Regions from separate parts of the Homo sapiens genome. Here regions 1 and 2 are each linked to region 3. A link is a loop called in an ENCODE intact Hi-C map of the cell type or tissue named here. Cell type or tissue: OCI-LY7. All regions are shown on one strand.

What was found. A loop is a pair of places that touch in the nucleus more often than their neighbours do. Peaks named below come from ENCODE experiments on the same cell type or tissue, not always from the same donor. Only the 100,000 strongest peaks of a DNase experiment are listed, where the experiment ranks them.
Region 1: a loop joins it to region 3, with 4 times the contacts of the local background. A loop is called at or near these places in 23 of 110 quality-filtered maps.
Region 2: a loop joins it to region 3, with 3 times the contacts of the local background. A loop is called at or near these places in 16 of 110 quality-filtered maps.

What each region holds. Positions count from the first base shown.
Region 1 is chr12:101,668,844-101,671,343 of GRCh38, reverse strand. It overlaps MYBPC1 (myosin binding protein C1), which reads right to left. Exons shown (of 32, transcript NM_002465.4): 24 at 935-1,023. Among named protein-coding and RNA genes, the nearest start is that of CHPT1, 28 kb to the left of the region's middle. In OCI-LY7, CTCF peaks have their summits at 930 and 1,129; a DNase peak (open chromatin) is centred at 1,123; H3K4me3 peaks cover 12 bases; H3K27ac peaks cover 158 bases.
Region 2 is chr12:101,489,335-101,491,834 of GRCh38, reverse strand. No RefSeq gene overlaps it. Among named protein-coding and RNA genes, the nearest start is that of SPIC, 15 kb to the right of the region's middle. In OCI-LY7, CTCF peaks have their summits at 1,154 and 1,365; a DNase peak (open chromatin) is centred at 1,364.
Region 3 is chr12:101,743,162-101,745,661 of GRCh38, reverse strand. It overlaps GNPTAB (N-acetylglucosamine-1-phosphate transferase subunits alpha and beta), which reads left to right. Exons shown (of 21, transcript NM_024312.5): 21 at 1-163. It overlaps LOC124902997 (a long non-coding RNA gene), which reads right to left and starts at 1,672. Exons shown (of 2, transcript XR_007063424.1): 1 at 1,633-1,672; 2 at 695-874. RefSeq lists enhancers at 1,585-1,694, 1,815-1,904. In OCI-LY7, CTCF peaks have their summits at 1,097 and 1,299; DNase peaks (open chromatin) are centred at 841, 1,321 and 1,771; H3K4me3 peaks cover 2,238 bases; H3K27ac peaks cover 2,500 bases.

The DNA of each region.
Region 1 (2,500 bases), 74 kb after region 3:
TGTGAGTGTGTGTGTGTGTGTGTGTGTGTGTGTATATGAGTGTCAAATGTGTGTAGAGACCTACATTCTAAGGCCAGGCTGGCTGATACGATAGCCACAAGGTACACGTGGCTATTTAAATTAAAATTAATTAAAATTGAAGAAAATTAAAAATTTATTTCTCCAGTCACACTAGTTCCTAGTTACACGTTTCAAGTGCTCAACAGCCACATGTGGCTAGTGGCTACCATATTGGACAGCATTGATATAGAACATTTCTAACATTGAAGAAAGTTCTATTGAACAGCACTGTCTGGAGGTGTCATATGAATAGGGAGTTGGAGAGTAAGGGTTGGGAGGTGCAGGGTGTGTGTGTGTATTTGTATAAGACCAAAATTGACTATTGTAAGTAAAGACTAGTGAATTTTGTGAAGAACAGATTCTTTTGCTGGAACAATGATTTAATATTGTTCATATATTTCAGTTAGTGTCATCGTTATTTCAAATTTCAGTTGTCCCCCTTATTGAAATTATTTTGGTTTGGGGTCATTGTGGGAACTAAGCACACACTGTTTTCCTGAATGTTACACTGAGAGCTTCACTTAAAATGATGGGTTTTACAAACGTATAGGACCAAAAGAGTCTTCAAGCATTTCTTCATTTGGTATCTCCTTGATGTTTCTTCCCTGCCCACCATAGTCGCTGAGCTTCAGGCAAGACTATATCTCATTTGTCTCATGCAGAAAGAAAATCTGTGATGGTTTCTATAGATTTCTCTATTTTGACAGCAGGAGATTGCTTAATCATTCTCCAATACTCTTTCATTCTTTATTTACCTCCTCTCCCTCTGAGGAAATCCTGAATCATGATGAACTTAAATGCTAGAGTACCTCTTCCCACTTCCTAAACTAATCCAGCCCTCTAAAGAGAAAAAGAGCGACCCTTGAACTCTTACCTGGAAAGGTATAACCAGATTGACAGCTTCTCCAACTCTGCGGATATAGGTTTGCTTCAGGTGTCTTGGAATGCGAATCTTTGGAGGTTCTGAGAGAGGGTAAAATAGCACAATTTTGCAATCAGTCTGGTGTCTGAAAATAGCCTTACAAAAGCAAAATGGCATGATGCTCACCAGCGTACCCTTGTGGCATATCTCTGCAATAAACTCTGAGATGTGCCACTAACAGACGATATATAGTAACTGGTTCAAAATGTGTGTGTGTGTGTGTGTGTGTGTGTGTGTGGTTTCCACACAGAGATGTTTTAACAGTTTGACTCAGCAAAATTTATCCCTGACATCCTTGGCTTTATTGCAACTTTGTATTTTTATTGTTGTAATAAGCCTAAAGCAACTTTATAGAAAAATACATTTTCTCTTAGGGCCTTATACATACTATGCATACTTTTCATAGTTTCTTTTTTTTTTTCTTTTTTTTTTTCAGAGAGTCTCTCTCTGTCGCCCAGGCTGGAGTGCAGTGGCATTGCTCACTGCAACCTCCGCCTCCTGGGTTCAAGCGATTCTCATGTCTCAGCCTCCCAAGTAGCTGAGACTACAGGCACATGCCACCACGCCTGGCTAATTTTTGTATTTTTAGTAGAGATGGGATTTTGCCATGTTGGCCAGGCTAGTCTCAAACTTGTGACCTCAGGTGATCCACCTGCCTTAGTCTCCCAAAGTGCTGGGATTACCGGCATGAGCCACCGCGTCTGGCCAGTTATTCATAGTTTCTAACAGTGAGTATATTTGCAAGGGAACATTCCACGAAAGATCTATAGGCACCACATTAGCTGGGAGGACTGTCCATTCTTCCTTACCAGAAAAAAACAAAATGTTAGCACCCAGCACTTGCTATTTAGGTGACTCTGTTGGAGTTCGACAGTAACTTTCTCCCTGTGTGACTGTGGTGAAGTACATAATAGGCAACCCTGGCCCACTGTGTATTAATATTCATTAATTAAACATCATGAAGATACTAGAGCATGTCACTGCAAATCCATCAGGAGCAGGGAGTCAAAGGCTCATAGGCTCACAGGGATGAAGCAGTTCTTCTTACTTATTTCCCCAAGTAAAAGTGGAGCTTCTGTGCAAAAAAGTCACCTATTCATCCTCCAACTCAGTTGTACGGTGCTTTTCCTGGGGACAACCATTGTACTGCAGTGTGCAGCCTAAGTACTTCAGACATACTTTGCATTTCATTGTCACACAAGTCTAGAAAAAAAACATACTCAAGAGCCAAGATTTGATGAAAGTTATTATTCTTATTCTTGTTTTGTTTTATTTGAGACAAGGTCTTGCTCTGTCACCCAGGCTGAAGTGCAGTGGCGTGATCTTGGCTCACTGCAGCCTCCGCCTCCTGGGTTCAAGTGATTCTCCCACCTCAGCCTCCTGAGTAGCTGGGACCACAGGCGTGTGCCACCACACCCAGCAAATTTTTGTATTTTTAGTAAAGACGTGGTTTTGCCATGTTCCCCAGGCTGGTCTCAAACTCCTGGGCTTAAGTGATCTGCCCGCCTCAGCCTCCCA
Region 2 (2,500 bases), 250 kb after region 3:
TCAAGTTTGCTTCTCAGACCTCCAGCTCAGTGGAGAAGAGTTTAACTGAGCCATTCAACCAGATGAAAGTGACAAAATGGAGGATGGAGTGCCATACACTAGAGATTGAGGGGCCATGAATAAAACTAGGAAGTCTTCCTTCCTTGTCCTTAGCAGGTGGGTGCACATGCCATGGCAGGGAAGAATGACCCTGTTTGTAATAGGACATCATTTTTCATAATAGAGGAAGAGGGTTTTAATCTCTGAGCACTGGTATGAGCATGTCTTTATAAGGAGGAACCTGCTTACAGAAATGGGCTTTGGTCAGCGCTTTTTGCACTGAAGGCAGAGCCCAGGCTTCTGCCTGAGAGAAAGCAACTCTGTATAATCTAGGGAAGAGAGTTAGAACTGACTGGGAGCTTTGGGGAAGAATTGTCAAGATGAACCCCTCAAGCTGGCATTGGTTATAGGAGGAACTATGGGGAGAACTAAATGTTGATGGAATTGTATTAAGTTGTTGGCTGAATGATTTGTGTGATACACCCTTTTTACCCTTTCTCCTTTCTTTTTTTTATTATTTTTTTTCAAGTTCCCATTGTCCAGGGGTCATTTCCCCTTTCAATCTTTGGTAAAACTTATGTTTCTTTTTAACTTCACTGTTGTTGCTATTTTAAATAGAGATGGGGTCTCACTATGTTGTCTGGGCTGGTCTCAAACTCTTGGTCTCAAGTGATCCTCCTGCCTTGGCCTCCCAAAGTGCTATGATTATGGGTGTGAGCCATCACACCCAGCCAAAATTTATGTTTCTTACTAATGCTTTATAAGGCATTTTCTTTGTGGGGGCATGGGTGTAAATCTCAGTCCTGCTTTGAGATGAGCATGGATTGAAATAGACTACACTTGGAGACGGCCAATATCAAGTCCACCTTCCCTCAGTCACTCTGGATTGATCATGTCTTTTCCTCAGAGTCCCTGGGGAAGGTAGGGCACACAAGAGAGGGACATGAAGGAAAAGAGGACACTGGACATTCTACAGCTCCCAGAGATCAGGCCCAGGGAGCTCTTGGCCTGGACTGAAGATGGCCCATGTAGTCTGGAAAGTTTTCCTGCCTTGTGGTAATACAAATGACATATGCAGTCACCTGCCAAGCATGAAGAAAGAAAGCATTTATTTCCAGGGTTCTTTGTGAAATGTGGAGAATAAGCCATAGCTTTCAAGCTAGACTGCTTATATCCTGGTCCCTTCCTCAGTTTACTATTTGCTGGTATCTAGCCTTTATAAAGTCTTTTTATTTTCCTTCTCTAACTGTTCTAGCCTGTCTCCACTGGGCTAGTTCAAGGGAAGAGACCATGTGCCAGATAGATACCAGGGCAACAGCACCTCCCTATGGCTTCGTGGCAGGATAGCAAGAAATATTAGCACCTGGATCTACCTAAGAAAAACGTCAACCACGAAGGGGATTTGTAGGAGGTGTAAGCTTTAGATTTTTATTATCATTAAGGAAAGTGGCATTTTCCTTAGGCTGTCATCTGTTGAATGCCACATGGTTACAGATCATGAGTGGAAGTGCAGAGAAAATACAGACTCAAGATACCCACTAAAGTTTTTTTCTTTTTTATTGTAAATTGACTATTTATAATTGTATAGATTTATGGGTTCTGTAAAGAGAGAGTTGTGTGGGGAAAAAATTTATGGGGTACAAAATGATGTTATGATTTGTGAACGCCATATGAAATAATTCAGTCAAGCTAGTTAACATACCCATCACCTCAAATACTTAACTTTCTTTGAGGTAAGAACATTTGAAGTTTACTTAGCAATTTGAAATGTACAGCACTCTACTATTAACTATATTCACCATGCTGTGCAATAGAATGCACAAAAAGAGAAAACATATTCTCCCTGTTTGAAATTGTATACCCTTTGCTCATCACCTCCCCATCTCCCCCTCCTCCAGCTTCTGTCACCACAATTCTACTCTCCACTTCTATAAGTTCATTGTTTTAACTCCACATATAAATGAGAACATGTGGTATTTGTCTTTCTAGCCCTGACTTATTTCACTTAGCATAATGTTCTCCAATTTCATCAATGTTGTCACAAATTTCAGGATTTCCTTCCTTTTTTTTTTTGAGATGGAGTCTCACTCTGTCGCCCAGGCTGGAGTGCAGTAGTGCCATCTCAGCTCACTGAAACCTCTGCCTCCAAGGTTCAAGCCATTCTCCTGCCTCAGCCTCCCAAGTAGCTGAGATTACAGGCATGCATCATCACACCCAGCTAATTGTTGTATTTTTAGTAGAGATGGGGTTTCACCATGTTGGCCAGGCTGGTTTCAAACTCCTGACTTCAAGTGATCTGCCTGCCTTGATCTCCTAAAGTGTTGGAATTACAGGTGTGAGCCATTGCACCTGGCCAGAATGTCCTTCTTTTTAAAGGCTGAATAGTATTCCATCATGTATATGCAATACATTTTTTTAATCCATTCATCTGTTGATAGACAGAGATTGATTCCCTAACTTG
Region 3 (2,500 bases):
GAGTAACTCTGACAGGTATTTTAGATCATGATCTCAACAATATTCTTCCAAAATGGCATACATCTTTTGTACAAAGAACTTGAAATGTAAATACTGTGTTTGTGCTGTAAGAGTTGTGTATTTCAAAAACTGAAATCTCATAAAAAGTTAAATTTTTGTCTGACACTTTGATTTTTAAATCTTTGAGGATTGAGTTTACTGTTACTCAGATTCAGCAGTCACTTGAGTGCCTTTACTGTGTATCAGGTTCTGTGCTGAACATTACTAAAATTAAGTGGAAAGTAAGGAAAGATTAGTATTATACAGAAGAATGTTGCTTTATGGGGGGAAAATAGTTTCTAAATGGAATTTATCATATGGTAAAATTTAGGATATCTGGGTATCATTATAAAAGCTGAGATTTATTCTAGAAAAGTTAGAGAAATGAACATTTGTCTGTAATGACGATTTCTGTGGTTAGATGAATATAGTCCATACCTAATTAGGAGCTTGATAATGGGATGGATAATACAATCATAGGCTATTCATAGACTCATTCTAATGATTCTGTGATTCAGTAGAATCATTAGAACAGAGGAACCTCAGAAGTTGATGAGCAGTCAGATGGTCAGAACCATTTGTTCAAATCCTATAGAAAAGGTCACTCTGTGTTTTAGTTTTTTTGTGCTGCTGTAACAAAATACCTCAGACTGGGTAATTTACAAAGAACAGAAATTCATTTTCTTACAGTTCTGGAGGCCGAGAGTCCAAGATCAAGGGGCTAGCAGGTTTAGTTGTCTGGTGAGGGCTGCTTTCTGCTTTTAAGATGGCTTCTTGAATGCCGTGTCCTCACAGAGCAGAAGGGCAAGAAGGCACAAACTGCCTCTGTCAAGCCCTTTAATAAAGACATCTAATTGAATTGATGAGGGCTCTGTTCCCATGACTTATCACCCTCTGAAAGCCCCACCTCATAATACTTTTAAATTGCCAGTTAAGTTTCAACATGAATTTTGGACAGATAAAAATTCTGTGATACAAAAGAAGGAAGGCTGCTTCTCCTGCCTGATTCTCAAGGTGTTCCCTCCAGCTCCCAGGCCCTTCGGGCAGAGTTTCAAAACAACTGTCTGGACGAACCCTTGCTTTTTATCGGCAAGGACACCAAGGCCACGGGGATGACATGACTTGCTCAAGGTCTTACAACCAGTTAGAGGAAGAGGTAGGGTGGGAACCCGGGTTGTCCCTCTTTCCTGTCCCCACCAGCCCATGCTGCCTCCCCAGGACTGTGGCACATGTGGGTGAAGAGCACACTCTGCAGTCAGACTACGGGAGTTCAAGTCCTGGATCCTGGACACTGCTTGCCGTGATTTAGCTTTCTCTGCCAAAATGTGGGAGGCAATACTGGTAGCTACCACAGAGGCTTATGGTGATAATTAGAGGAAATGACATGTGCAACACACGCAGCCCAGTGCCTGGCAAATAGTCCTGCCTGCTAAATGTCAGTGGTGATGATGGTAATGATGAAAATTCGTGTTAAAGACTGTTGTCCAGGCCAGAGGTGAGGCTCCTAGTCTAGTCATTAGGGTGAGATGATTATATTGCTCTTAGCTAAAAAAGTGACACATTTTCTAATTACAAAGGATTTTTTTAACCTACCTTATGTCTTCAAAAGTGTTTTTTGTTTGTTTGTTTCTTTTGAGACGATCTCACTCTGTTGCCCCAGGCTGGAGAGCAGTGGCGTGATCTCAGCTGACTGCAGCGTCAACCTCACAGGCTCAAGCAGTCCTCTCACCTCAGCTTCCTGAGCAGCTGTGACCACAGATGTGCTCCACCACACCTGACTAATTTTGTTTATATTTTTGTAGAGACAGGGTCTTACTGTTATCCAGGCTGTCTTGAACTCCTGGGCTCAAGCAATACTCCTGCTTCGACCTTCCACGGTGCTGGGATTACAGGTGTGAGCCACTGTGCCTGGCAAAAGTGTTCATTTTGAAAATTATTTCTACATATACCAAGAAGTATACAAATAATAACAGATTAAGCATTTAAACTAAAGGGTAATCACTACTTACGTCAAAACATCTAAGGAAGAAACAGCACCAGTCCCACACAAATTCTTCCAGAGAGCAGAAAAAAGCAAAATACAGTATCATCCAACTCATCCCTTGAAACACAACCCCAACAGTAAAACTTGGCTCAGATACCACAAGACAAAAACCATGGGCAGTCTACTGCAAAAGAATCCCAAACAAAATACTAACAGGCCAAATTCAGTTATTCCCAGAAGAACAACACTTCACAGTCAAGTGGGGCCTACTCCAGGAATGCAAATTTGGCCCAACACTTGAAAATCAATTCACCACATCAGCAGGACCAAAAGAAACTGGATGATAATCTCAACAGATCTTTCTTTAAAAAAGATCATAAAAAATTTTAAAAAGACCAATAGATGAATTCTCATCTGCTCAACAGTTATCAAGACTTTGCCACATTTATTCATGCTCCGTTTTTCTTTGTGATATGT